Linked DNA regions of Homo sapiens: region 1 is linked to region 2. Evidence: read pairs that join two places in POLR2A ChIA-PET (ENCODE). Cell type or tissue: endothelial cell of umbilical vein. All regions are shown on one strand. Links, peaks and the distances in the headings refer to the core of each region. The heading gives the core; the rest is flanking DNA.

Region 1 (5,000 bases), core at 1-5,000, 150 kb before region 2:
CCATAGATGGGCCACAGATTTGGTTCTGAGCTTCCTAGCTGCCAATGTAAAGAGGGAAGTAGAATCAACAAGTGGCTTGAGATACGGAGCAGCAGATCAGAGGATGGATGAGTGGATGAGAACACAGAGAAGGAGAATGGAGAACTATTCACAACCTGTCATGAAGATGACAGTAAAAAATTAAAATAACAACAAAAAAGATACTACCTTGAACTGTAGAAATGGTTTCCTCAGAGGTTCTCAAAATCATCTGCAAATATTATTGAATAAAGCTTGTTAATTTCCCTAAAAATTTAAACTGACTATAGAATGCCTATGGCTCATCTTGCTGATGTCTAACAGGAAATTTCTACATGCATTATCAATCTGGGAAGTTTTAAGTTGGTCAAGCATAGGGTCTGTAAGGGGTGGGGTGGGAGCTGGGATAAATATTGAGATAGCTGTCCCAGCACAGCAATCAAGGGATGGTCCCCTGCCTGGGAAGTTCTGTTGCTGGATGAAGTCTTGGAAAGGCCACACCTGGAGCAGTGCAGGAGGAAGAAGCCATCCGCCATGTGATGTCAGCCAAATGTGGCTGATGGGTGTGGCAGCCATGTCATGTCACTTTCTGTGTGTGGGGTGTATGTATGTGCACATTCATGTGTGTGTGTGTATAAGTGCACTGGGTAGCAGAGCCCAGGGGCTTAAAATTATTGGACAGACCCAAGCCTCAAGATGCAGGGCACACTTCCTCTCTCTCAGGATGCCCACAGACATACATAGCCTATCGAGGTATAACCTGACAACACCGTGTCATTCTTTCACTTCTGAGAATGTGGCTGAGCCATTCTCAACATAAAGATATTTTACCATCTTCCCATATCTTTGCTAAATATCTAGTAACCTCCCCCAGCCTTTGTACTAACCAGTGGGGAAAACCAGTAAGAAAGAGTGAAAACCAAACCTCTCTATTAAATGGGAAGACCCTGACTTGGCTCATCCATGGCTTCTGAATTCAGCTCTGTCCCTCCTGCCACCTTCTCCCATCACTGCCCTCTTTCTCAGTCACTGTAGTTAATGTTGCAACTGTCAGAAACTTGCCTTCTCTGTACTTCCAGCCCAAAGCAGAAGCTCTCTGCTTCTCCCTCCACCGCAAGCCCTGATGCCGGATAATGGGGGCAGGGAGTGGTGGCGGTGGACTGACTGTAATCAGTTCCCTGGGCACTGACTTACGGGAAGGGGAAGTGAGAGGAAACCACAGCATTCTCTCTTATCTCTGCCTCTCATTTCTCTCTGTGTGTCTCTCTTTCCCACTCTTACTCTCTTTCTCTTATTCTGCAACAGAAAGGAAGGAAAGAAGGGGAAGCAACAGGAAAAAGAAAAGGGTCTTTCCTACAATGTGGGAGGCAAAATAAAAAGAGTGACTAGAAGCATGGCCAGATGCCCTGCATTCAAATGTTTCAGTTACTGGCTCTGTGAGACTGTTCAAGTTATTTAACTGATCTAAACTTCAATTTATTAATCTATTTTTAAAATATATTTAAGAGGATAATAACGATTTATTATTCAGAGCTGTCGTGAGGATTAAATGAGATAATGTATGAAATGGGCATAGGATATTTACTGGAATAAATCTGTTCAACTAATGTGCCTGAAAAGAAAAAGAGAATTATTTTTCCCACATTCTCACCTATTCCCTCTGTGTTCTCTCCCAGCTTCCCGCTATTCTAGTTGGTAGCAGGATGTGAGAATGGGAGGGAGAATGGCAGGAATAGCAGGAAAGAGAAATGTCCTCACTATTTCTCTTATCTCCCCACTCCCTGTCCACAGCACCCAGCCCTCTCCTCAGTCTCCAGATTTCCACCCTAGTTCTCAGTCTCTCTGCCCTGCTGGACAATCGCACCTCCACCCTCCCCAAGCCCCTATCCCGGGAACTTGGGAGTTTCATTTCTCAGCTTCCTCAGGACCTTTCTCCAGCCCAGGCTTTTCCTAGTCTCCTGGTCCTTGCCCCCTGAACACTTGCTGTCATTTGCAGTGGTGGAATCATAGCTGCTTCCGTACAGCTTGTGTGGAGTGGGCCCCCCTGTCTGGAGCAATGCCGCCAGGGCAGCCACAGAACAGGTATGTTTCTAGGACTCCTAGAAGGAAGTCTAGTTTCATTTCCCATAGAAATAGCATCTCACATGTGTCAGGGCTCTACTGTGAAAACAGCTCAGGATTATCAGCTTGATCCCTAACCACCAACATAACAGTATTTATATGGAGAAACAGATGCAGAACACCAAACAATGGACTTATAAACATGTGTAAAACACATTCTCCTCCTACCCTGGGAATTCCCCCAGTTAACGTCTTTAAACAATGGTGGTGTATGTGGTACTTCATAGTTTACAGAGTATTTTTATAGCTGTGTTCTCATCTGATATTTTCACATAGGCAGAAGCAATTTTTTTTTTTTTTTGGTTTTTGAGATAGAGTCTTGCTCTGTTGCCCAGGCTAGAGTGCAGTGGCATGATCTCAGCTCACTGCAACTTCTGCCTCTTAGGTTCAAGCAGTTCTCCTGTCTCAGCCTCCCAAGTAGCTGGGAGTACAGGCACACACCACCACACTTTGCTAATTTTTGTATTTTTAGTAGACACAGGGTTTCACCATGTTGGCCAGGCTGGTCTTCAACTCCTGACCTCAGGTGATCCGCCTGCCTCAGCCTCCCAAAGTGCTGGGATTACAGGCGTGAGCCACTACACCCGGCTGCAAATATTATTTAATGCCATCTTATAAAGAAGGAAGAGCCTAAGAGAAGAAACTTGATTAGATCTGTCACTCTGCCACATTTAGTAAAATAAACTGTTAACTAACATGTCTCTGCTGGAGGTCCTGTTTAAGCAACTTCCATAAACAGATACTTTTTGTAATTTGTTATTTATTGGCTGTAAATTAAGAAAAAACCACCTTCAATTTCTCAAAGTATCTCTTTCTTCCCTTCCCTTCCTTTCCTCTTTCTTTCCTCTTATTTTCCTCTTTCTTTATCTCTATATGCATACAAAAACAAATATTTAATTCCAGACATCAGCAATGTGGGAAGAATATAAAATATCATTATTTGATCTTCTTTATCTTTTGAATGAAAAACAATGCCACACATTCTTTATGACTTTGTGACCTTCTCTTCATTACCCTGTGTGTGCCTCAGTTTCCATAATGTGAGATCAAAAGGTTAGACTAGATGTGGAGGCTGTCCGGGGCAGAGGAATGAACTCTAGACCAGGAGTCGGCCAGGTCCTGCCCTTTGCTGCTATGCCCCATTTTCCTAGTTCTATGAATTTGGGGAAAATTACTTAAATACTCTGGGCCTAAGTTTTCTTATTTGTAAAATGAAGAGTCTAGACTTGATTATCTTAAAGATTCCTTTGCTTTAAGGAATTCTTCTGGCCTTCTCCGCCTGCTGGTGAGGTCACCTGGTGAGGTTACCTACCTTTCTAACGAGCTGACGGAGTTGCCACTTGACTTGCCAGCAGGGGCTGTTCATACTCTCTTCGTCATTGGGGTCCCAATAACTGTCATCTTCTTTTAAGAAACAAGCAATGCCACTTTTGGAGTACTTGTCCTGCATCTGGGTTGAGATGGAATATAACACAATATTTTGCATAAGTGCTTTTTATTTTTGTTCATTTGGAAGTTAAGACAACAGAAACTGATAGCAGACTTAAAGAAGTTTTGGCATATTGAGTAAGTTCCTGTTTGAAATAAAAGTAAGCATGCTCTCCTTTGTCCTTAAAAAAAAAAAAAAAGAATAAAAGTAAGCAGCTGGATATGGTGGAAAGGATGCAGGTGTGCTTCAGGCATCTGGAGTCACAGTGTCCTTCCCTGCCTCCCTTACTAAACAGCTGTGCTTTTCTTGACAAGTTGCTTCCATTCTCCTGTGTCTGTTTATAGTTTTGAGCCGGTTCACTATGGTGATTCTGAGGTCTCTTCCAGTTCTGCCATGGTATGTATCCCATTTTGAAGCTGGAAACCTACCTAGATACAAGGTCGGTAGTGGAGTCAGTTTACATTTTAGGATCCTAAATAAAAAACAGCCAAGTCATTTGGGAGGGGGTCATGTTCTGTTTCTAGCTGTGGCTAGCTAAATAGATTCTAGTTACTGATCTGATTTCTACTCCTCTGGCTGGCAAAATCTGGACCATGTTGCCACTAGAAATCTGAATGCTGTCTCATTAAATGTTTACACTAACTAGGGATTTATTGGTAGAGACCTTAAACACTCTTTGAAGGTTTTCTCCCTGTTCTGATTGAAAGTAAACAATGGCAATAGTCAGATCATTATCAACGAGCTCCTCACCCTCATCAACAAATCCTTGCTTGATGTTATAAACACACACACACACCCACACACACCCCATCCCAAACCACCCAGAACTCTTTAGGCTGATAATTGTTTAATTGAGAAAAACAGGAAACAGAAGGTCCAAACAAAGCCAGAAGGGTTTTGTTTGTTTGTTTGTTTGCTTTGCTCATTTCTTCTCTTCCGTTTTGTTTTGTTTTAACAAGTGGGATGGAAGAGACGTTATTTCCCTGAAAAAATCTGCTGAATTGGCCAGGCGCGGTGGCTCATGCCTATAATCCCAGCACTCTGGGAGGCCGAGGCGGGTGAATCACAAAGTCAGGAGATCGAGACCATCCTGGCTAACCCAGTGAAACCCCATCTCTACTAAAAAAATACAAAAAATTAGCTGGGCGTGGTGGCGGGCGCCTGTAGTCCCAGCTATTTGGGAGGCTGAGGCAGGATAATGGTGTGAACCCGGGAGGCGGAGCTTGCAGTGAGCTGAGATCGTGCCATTGCACTCTAGCCTGGGCAACAGAGCGAGACTCCATCTCAAAAAAAAAAAAAAAATCTGCTGAATTGACTACCTAGGGAAATAAATGAGAAAATGACAATTTTAATCTGTTATTTGAACTAAGGTACTGCAAAGGTTGAAGGGAGGATCAAATTGAACGATGATTCACTCCTTCCTATAGAAAGA
Region 2 (8,491 bases), core at 1,759-6,758:
TTGCCTCCATAACCATTCCAGGATCTAGGGGAAGAATTCCACCTAAGGAGATGGAAGGGGAATAAGGGTACTCATTACGCCTCAGTGGAACCGGACAGTAAAATCTGGTGGCGCACTGGCTCTGTACCCAGGTAGTTGGTTCATGTTGAAACTTGACCAGATGCTAAGTTATTTATGTGTATGGAGTATCAGTATGCTACTGGTTCTTCCCTAGCCTCCTGCTTCCCCTTTGATACATGATCAGAAGGCTGGAGAAGGAGAGAGAGTTGGGGAAAGGCAAACAGATGTTTCTGGTCACAGGGCGGTGTTCACGCTTTAGTCCTCTGCCCACCGCCCTGACCTAGTAAGAACAGAAAGAGAACCCACAAGGTATCAAAGTCCGCTTTCCTATTCTCAACTAGAATACAAGGTCAAAAACATATCTTCACTTGCTGAGGCCTGGATCTCTACTCCAACCCAACTCTGATCAAAGCACAGCGCTGAGCACCATTTCTGGGAGGATTTAGGCCACATGGTAAATTCCACCAGAGAGGGAAAGTTAATTTGCTCAGGTAAAGTTGAATAAAATTAAAAAATGGAAGCTTCAGAAACACCCTCACTTAAAGAGCTGGTGAGCAGGACAGGAAAAACCAATCAATAAAAGACAAAAAAGAACAAGAGAGGGAGTGAGAAAAAGAGAGAAAAGGGACAAATCGTTAGTGTGGCAACAGAAACAAGAAACTGGAGATATTAAGGGGGAAGAGATTTCAAGAAGGCAGGTTGTCAAATGTCTGCAGAGAGGCCAAGTAGATCATTGGTGTTGGCTATGGGTTCACTGGTGAACCTATTAAGGACAGTTTCATCCAAGATATGGGGCTGAAAATCATATTGTAATGGGTTGCAAAGTGAGCAGGAGTTGAAGAAAGAGAGAGAGTAAATGCAGGCAGATTACGTTCACTGTTTGTAGACATAAGGAAGGCACTAGAACAGTTGGGAGAGACTTGAACGTGCTTCTTGGGAAAGAGCTTGTCAAGAGAGAGACAAAGTTACAGAAGTAAAAGGAATTGAGTGAATTGAGATCCTAGAGGAAGGAGGACATAGGATCTGGAAAGCAGATGGAAGGGAGAATTCATAACAGGTAATTTATAGACGGCAAGGAGGCAAAGTGAGAAGATATATCTCTAAATAGAATTTGATTTCTGTGGATGTCAGTTCTGTCTTTGTCCTAAAGAAGATAGTGACTTTTTGGCTGGGCGCAGTGGCTCAGGCCTGTAATCCCAGCACTTTGGGAGGCCGAGGCAGGTGCATCATGAGGTCAGGAGATCAAGATCATCCTGGCCAACATGGTGAAACCCTGTCTGTACTAAAAAATACAAAAATTAGCCTGGCGTGGTGATGCGCGCCTGTAATCCCAGCTACTCGGGAGGCTGACGCAGGAGAATTGCTTGACACCGGGAGGCAGAGACTTGCAGTGAGCCAATATTGCACCACTGCACTCCAGCCTGGCAACAGAGTGAGACTCCGGCCAAAAAAAAAGACAGTGACTTTTCAAAGACTGCCCTCTTTGAAGGTAACCCATTGCAATCTGGCTTCAGCCCCATATGTCTGATGAAACTATCCATTAGGCTCACCAATGAACCCCTGACCCCAATGCCAATGCCGATGCCAATGACCCACTTGGCCTCACTGCAGACATTTGACAACTTGTGCTTTCTTGAAACTTTCTTCCCTCTTCTCCAGTTTCTTGTTTTTCTTGCCACACTAACAGTTCATCCCCCACTCCCCCCATTTTTATTTTCTTTTTGTCTTTTATTGATTGGTTCTTACACTCCTGACCACTGGCCCTTTAAATGATGATGTTCTCAAAAGTTCCATTTTTTATTTCATTCGACTTCACAATTCCTTCTTTCCTTGAGCAAGCCAATGTACTATCATGGCAAATAGGAAGTATTTACCAGCAGCCTACTAAATTCAAAGCCTATGACCTGTATTCATATACTGATTTCTAGTCCTTGATCTATCTTTCTCAAGCTTCCATACATATTTCCAAACATCTCCAGGATCTAGCCTACAAGCTCCTCAAAATTAATATGGCCTACTCTCCCTTCTCCACCCCTAGAGCAATTAACGACACAAATTCTCAATTATCTAACCATAAGTCTAACTTCTAAGCTAGAAACCTTACTATTGTCCTCAGCTTCTTCTCTCACATGATTTCCAATCACCTCATCAAACCCTATTAACTCCACCTGCCAACGTTTTCTGACCAAGTTCTACCCCAGCTCCACCCCCGCTCTCGTTGCTGCCTTGGCTAAGATGCTCATTATTTTCTGCACTTGCCTGCTAACTTGAATTCTAGATAACAGTCTTTCTCTATAACTTGCTGCATACTGCTGTCAGAGTTTCTACCCTGAAAGGCTGATCACATTACCTGCCTGCTTAAAAACTTCTGCTGACTTCCTGTTTCTTACAGGAAAAAAAGAAAAATCTAAAGTTGGCATTCCAGTCTGGTCCCACTCTACATTGGAACCTCATTTCTCACCACCCTACCCCTTGCAGTCAAGCATAACTTGCCTAACATTTTTCATTTTTTTAACCTGCCATTCTCTTTGGCAATGCCCTTCACTGGTATGCTGAAACCAGCTCTTGCTGGGTCTCACAAACCAAATGATAAATCTACAGGAATTTTGCAAGTCAGTTTGTCAGAGGTATGTGACCCAGAGCATCTCTGTCTTGAATAGGGGCTGGGTAAAATGAGGCTGAGACCTACTGGGCTGCATTCTCAGATGGTTAAGGCATTCTAAGTCACAGGATGAGACAGGAGGTCAGCACAAAACACAGGTCATAGAGACCTTGCTGATAAAACAGGTTGCAGTAAAGTAGCCGGATAAAACCCATCAAAACCAAGATGGCAATGAGAGTGACCTCTGGTGGTCCTCACTGCTACACTCCCACCAGCACCATGACAGTTTACAAATGCCACCGCAACATCAGGAAGTTACCCTGTATAATCTAAAAGGGGAGGCATGAATAATCTACCCTTGTTTAGCGCATAAGAAATAACCATAAAAATGGGCACCTGCTCAGGTTCCAGACCTTTGGTGGATCGCCATCTGGCTAGGGATTTTTCCTGTACCTGTCCTTCTTCCCTTATTTCTTTTACTCAGAATTATTTTTGTAGAGGAAACCTTTTGTCCCACATGAGGGCATGCATGGACCTAAAGGGTTCTATGTGGAGCACAGTGGCACCCTCTACACATAGCAAAGTATTGGACGGAATTATTAAGCCAACCTGTAAAGCACAAAATAAGTAGGCAATAGTAGGGTTCTCTCATTAGATTGCACAATTATAAAATTTCCAATTGTTTCCTCAAATATCCAGGAATTTCATGACAAGCTACAAAGCAAACCTAAGGAGAACCTTACTGCCACTACATAACAAAATCTAGCTCAGAGAAATAAAAGAGCTCACAGACGGATTTAACACTCTAACCCTGTCACCCTAAAACATTTGGTTTTTTTCCTCCCAGAAAACCTCTAGGGCTGCAGTTCAGTCTCAGGAAGGGCAAAAAGGATAAGGTTGTCTCTTTCCAATTCCAAAACTTTTTTTTTTTTTTTTTTTTTTTTTTTTTACTATCAACACAGAAAACAAGTAGTTTCCATATTGCCAAAATACTGGCTTAGCTCCAAAATCCTCCTATAGTCTACAGGATATGTCAAGGGCAGTAGCTCACGTGTGCTGACGTTTGCTCTCTGCTAGTCACTGTTCTCATTGTCAAGGAATCTCAGACCACGGGGGGTCAGTGAATCACCCAAGGTCACTCAGGCAGTAAATGGTGAACTGGATTTGAACCCAAGCATTCTGGCTCCAAAACCCTCAACCATCACCCTCTATTGCCATTCATGAGTGTAGGAGTTTGGTCAGGGTGGTGGGAAAAATTATAGAAGTTATAGAGAAAGACAAAAACCTTCTTGGAAGGCTGGGAGGTTTTGCAAAAGCTTTGAAAGATAATTTGGCTGAAGGCAGCCAAATTCTTTTATCGGGAGGCTGAGAGCAAAAGGCAGATTAACAAGCAAGTATAAAGGAATTGATCTGGTTAAGTTAGTTTACTTGGGCCTCAGAACCTGGCCTTTAATCATCTGTGCACAGGACTGCTCTCTCCAGGGGGACAACCATGTTAATTACTCACAAGATGTGTTGACTCAAAGTCATTAAATCTGTACTAAATAAATGCCTGTAGCACCAGCTTGTCAGGGCTGTGGCTGCTGACTCTTTATAGCACCCTCCTTGGTGTCTGTGAGTGGCCCGGTCCCCTAGCTGTGCAGCCAGGCAAAAAACCTGTGTCTGCACACATTTTTTCATCCGTTGCTCAGCCAGGGTCTGTGGGCCAGACCTGGCACATAAGTACATTTATTCTCAAACCTACATCATAAAACTAGAAGATTTTACATCTTAAATTAACATATAGCTTCACATATTTACCCAAAGGGAAACTAAGGCCCAGAAAGGATTTGTAACTCTCCTGGGCTCAGTGACTATGGCAGCATAGCTCTATGCTTGACCACTCTGGATCAAACAGCCACCCCCATCTTTCCCCTTTCCTTCAGCTCTTCCTCAACAGCACATCACTCTCTTGAGCCTTCCCTGGTAATAATACAGGAGTTATTAAAAAATAATTTTTAGGCAGATAGAGAGGAGTTCTTGGTAAGGCTTTTTCTTTTAATAAAAGCAACCCCTGAAGCATTTCTTTTTTTTTTTTTATACTTTAAGTTCTAGGGTACATGTGCACAACGTGCAAGTTTGTTACATATGTATACATGTGCCATGTTGGTGTGCTGCACCCATTAACTCGACATTTACATTAGGTGTTTCTCCTAATGCTATCCCTCCCCCCTCCCCACGACAGGCCCCAGTGTGTGATGCTCCCCACCCTGTGTCCAAGTGTGCTCATTGTTCAATTCCCATCTATGAGTGAGAACATGCAGTGTTTGGTTTTCTGTCCTTGCAACAGTTTGCTCAGAATGATGGTTTCCAGCTTCATCCATGTCCCTACAAAGGACATGAACTCATCATTTTTTATGGCTGCATAGTATTCCATGGTGTATATGCGCCACATTTTCTTAATCCAGTCTATCATTGATGGACATTTGGGTTGGTTCCAAGTCTTTGCTATTGTGAATAGTGCCACAATAAACATACATGTGCATGTGTCTTTATAGTAGCATGATTTATAATCCTTTGGGTATATACGCAGTAATGGGATTGCTGGGTCAAATGGTATTTCTAGTTCTAGATCCTTGAGGAATTGCCACACTGTCTTCCACAATGGTTGAACTAGTTTACACTTCCACCCACAGTGTAAAAGCATTCTTATTTCTCCACATCCTCTCCAGCACCTGTTGTTTCCTGACTTTGTGATGATTGCCATTCTAACTGGTGTGAGATGGTATCTCATTGTGGTTTTGATTTGCATTTCTCTGATGGCCAGTGATGATGAGCATTTTTTCCTGTGTCTGTTGGCTGCATAAATGTCTTACTGTGAGAAGTGTCTGTTGATATCCTTCACCCACTTTTTGATGGGATTGATTTTTTCTTGTAAATTTGTTTAAGTTCTTTGTAGATTCTGGATATTAGCCCTTTGTCAGATGGGAAGATTGTAAAAATTTTCTCCCATTCTGTAGGCTGCCTGTTCACTTTGATGGTAGTTTCTTTTGCTGTGCAGAAGCTCTTTAGTTTAATTAGATCCCATTTGTCTATTTTGGCTTTTGCTGCTATTGCTTTTGGTGTTTTAGTCATGAAGCCCTTGCCCATGCCTATGTCCCTGAATGGTATTGCCTAGGTTTTCTTCTAGGGTTTTTATGGTTTTAGGTCTCACATTTATGTCTTTAATACATCTTGAATTAATTTTTGTATAACATGTAAGGAAGGGATCCAGTTTCAGCTTTCTACATATGGCTAGCCAGTTTTCCCAGCACCATTTATTAAATAGGGAATCCTTTCCCCATTTCTTGTTTTTGTCAGGTTTGTCAAAGATCAGATAGTTGTAGATGTGTGGTATTATTTCTGAAGGCTCTGTTCTGTTCCATTGGTCTATATCTCCCTTTTGGTACCAGTACCATGCTGTTTTGGTTACTGTAGCCTTATAGTATAGTTTGAAGTCAGGTAGCATGATGCCTCCAGCTTTGTTCTTTTGGCTTAGGATTGTCTTGGCAATGCAGGCTCTTTTTTGGCTCCATATGAACTTTAAAGTATTTTTTTCCAATTCTGTGAAGAGTCATTGGTAGCTTGATGGGGATGGCATGGAATTTATAAATTTCCTTGGGCAGTATGGCCATTTTCACAATATTGATTCTTCCTATCCATGAGCATGGAATGTTCTTCCATTTGTTTGTGTCCTCTTTTATTTCATTGAGCAGTGGTTTGTAGTTCTCCTTGAAGAGGTCCTTCACATCCCTTGTAAGTTGGATTCCTAGGTATTTTATTCTCTTTGAAGCAACTGTGAATGGGAGTTCACTCATGATTTGCCTCTCTGTTTGTCTCTTATTGGTGTATAGGAATGCTTGTGATTTTTGCACATTGATTTTGTATCCTGAGACTTTGCTGAATTTGCTTATCAGCTTAAGGAGATTTTGGGCTGAGATGATGGGGTTTTCTAAATATACAATCATCTGCAAACAGGGACAATTTGACTTCCTCTTTTCCTAATTGAATACCCTGTATTTCTTTCTCATGCCTGATTGCCCTGGCCAGAACTTCCAACACTATGTTGAATAGGAGTGGTGAGAGAGGGCATCCCTCCTCTTGTGCCAGTTTTTAAAGGGAAAGCTTCCAGTTTTTGCCTATTCAGTATGGTATTGGCTGTGGGTTTGTCATACATAGCTCTTATTATTTTGAGTTATGTCCCACCAATACCTAGTTTATTGAGAGTTTTTAGCATGAAGGCTGTTGAATTTTGTCAAAGGCTTTTTCTGCATCTATTGAGATAATCATGTGGTTTTTGTCTTTGGTTCTGTTTATAAGATGGATTACATTTATTGATTTTCATATGTTGAACCAACCTTGCACCCCAGGGATGAAGCCAACTTGATCGTGGTGGATAAGCTTTTTGATGTGCTGCTGGATTCGGTTTGCCAGTATTTTATTGAGGATTTTTGCATCGATGTTCATCAGGGACATTGGCCTAAAATTCTCTTTTTTTGTTGTGTCTGCCAGACTTAGGTATCAGGATGATGCTGGCCTTATAAAATGAGTTAGGGAGGATTCCCTCTTTTTCTATGATTGGAATAGTTTCAGAAGGAATGGTACCAGCTCCTCTTTGTACCTCTGGTAGAATTTGGCTGTGAATCTGTCTGGCCCTGGAATTTTTTTGGTTGGTAGGCTATTAATTATTGCCTCAATTTCAGAACCTGTTATTGGTCTATTCAGGGATTCAACTTCTTCCTGGTTTAGTCTTGGGAGAGTGTATGTGTCCAGGAATTTATCCATTTCTTCTAGATTTTCTAGTTTATTTGCGTAGAGGTGTTCATAATATTCTCTGATGGTAGTTTGTATTTCTGTGGGATCGGTGGTGATATACCCTTTATCATTTTTTATTGCATCTATTTGATTCTTCTCTCTTTTCTTATTAGTCTTGCTAGCGGTCTATCAATTTTGTTGATCCTTTCAAAAAACCAGCTCCTGGATTCTTTGATTTCTTGAAGGGTTTTTTGTGTCTCTATCTCCTTCAGTTCTGCTATGATCTTAGTTATTTATTGCCTTCTGCTAGCTTTTGAATGTGTTTGCTCTTGCTTCTCTAGTTCTTTTAATTGTGATGTTAGGGTGTCAATTTTAGATCTTTCCTGCTTTCTCTTGTGGGCATTTAGTGCATAAATTTACTTCTACACACTGCTTTAAATGTGTCCCAGAGATTCTGGTATGTCATGTCTTTGTTCTCGTTGGTTTCAAAGAACATCTTTATTTCTGCCTTCATTTCCTTATTTACCCAGTAGTAATTCAGGAGCAGGTTGTTCAGTTTCCATGTAGTTGAGTAGTTTTGAGTGAGTTTCTTAATCCTGAGTTCTAATTTGATTGCACTGTGGTCTGAGAGACAGTTTGTTATAATTTCTGTTCTTTTACATTTGCTGAGGAGAGCTTTACTTCCAACCATGTGGTCAATTTTGGAATGAGTGCAATGTGGTGCTGAGAAGAATGTATATTCTGTTGATTTGGGATGGAGAGTTCTGTAGATGTCTATTAGGTCTGCTTGGTGTAGAGCTGAGTTCAAGTCCTGGATATTTTTATTAACTTTCTGCCTCGTTGATCTGTCTAATGTTGACAGTAGGGTGTTAAAGTCTCCCAATATTATTGTTTGGGAGTCTAAGTCTCTTTATAGGTCTCTAAGGACTTGCTTTATGAATCTGGGTGCTCCTGTATTGGGTGCATATATATTTAGGATAGTTAGCACTTCTTGTTGAATTGATCCCTTTACCATTATGTAATGGCCTTCTTTGTCTCTTTTGATCTTTGTTGGTT

What was found. ChIA-PET counts read pairs that join two places held together with the same protein. Peaks named below come from ENCODE experiments on the same cell type or tissue, not always from the same donor. Only the 100,000 strongest peaks of a DNase experiment are listed, where the experiment ranks them.
Region 1: POLR2A ChIA-PET joins it to region 2 with 7 read pairs; 3 of 35 experiments call an interaction of 5 or more read pairs at or near these places.

The regions. Positions count from the first base shown.
Region 1 is chr3:172,511,410-172,516,409 of GRCh38, forward strand. It overlaps TNFSF10 (TNF superfamily member 10), which reads right to left. Exons shown (of 5, transcript NM_003810.4): 2 at 3,452-3,589; 3 at 208-250. Among named protein-coding and RNA genes, the nearest start is that of TNFSF10, 9.5 kb to the right of the region's middle. In endothelial cell of umbilical vein, for the core only: no CTCF peak of the experiment used is centred there; DNase peaks (open chromatin) are centred at 1,242, 2,212 and 3,932; H3K27ac peaks cover 928 bases.
Region 2 is chr3:172,655,259-172,663,749 of GRCh38, forward strand. All of the region lies in intron 1 of NCEH1 (neutral cholesterol ester hydrolase 1), which reads right to left. Among named protein-coding and RNA genes, the nearest start is that of NCEH1, 52 kb to the right of the region's middle. In endothelial cell of umbilical vein, for the core only: no CTCF peak of the experiment used is centred there; a DNase peak (open chromatin) is centred at 3,753; H3K27ac peaks cover 1,158 bases.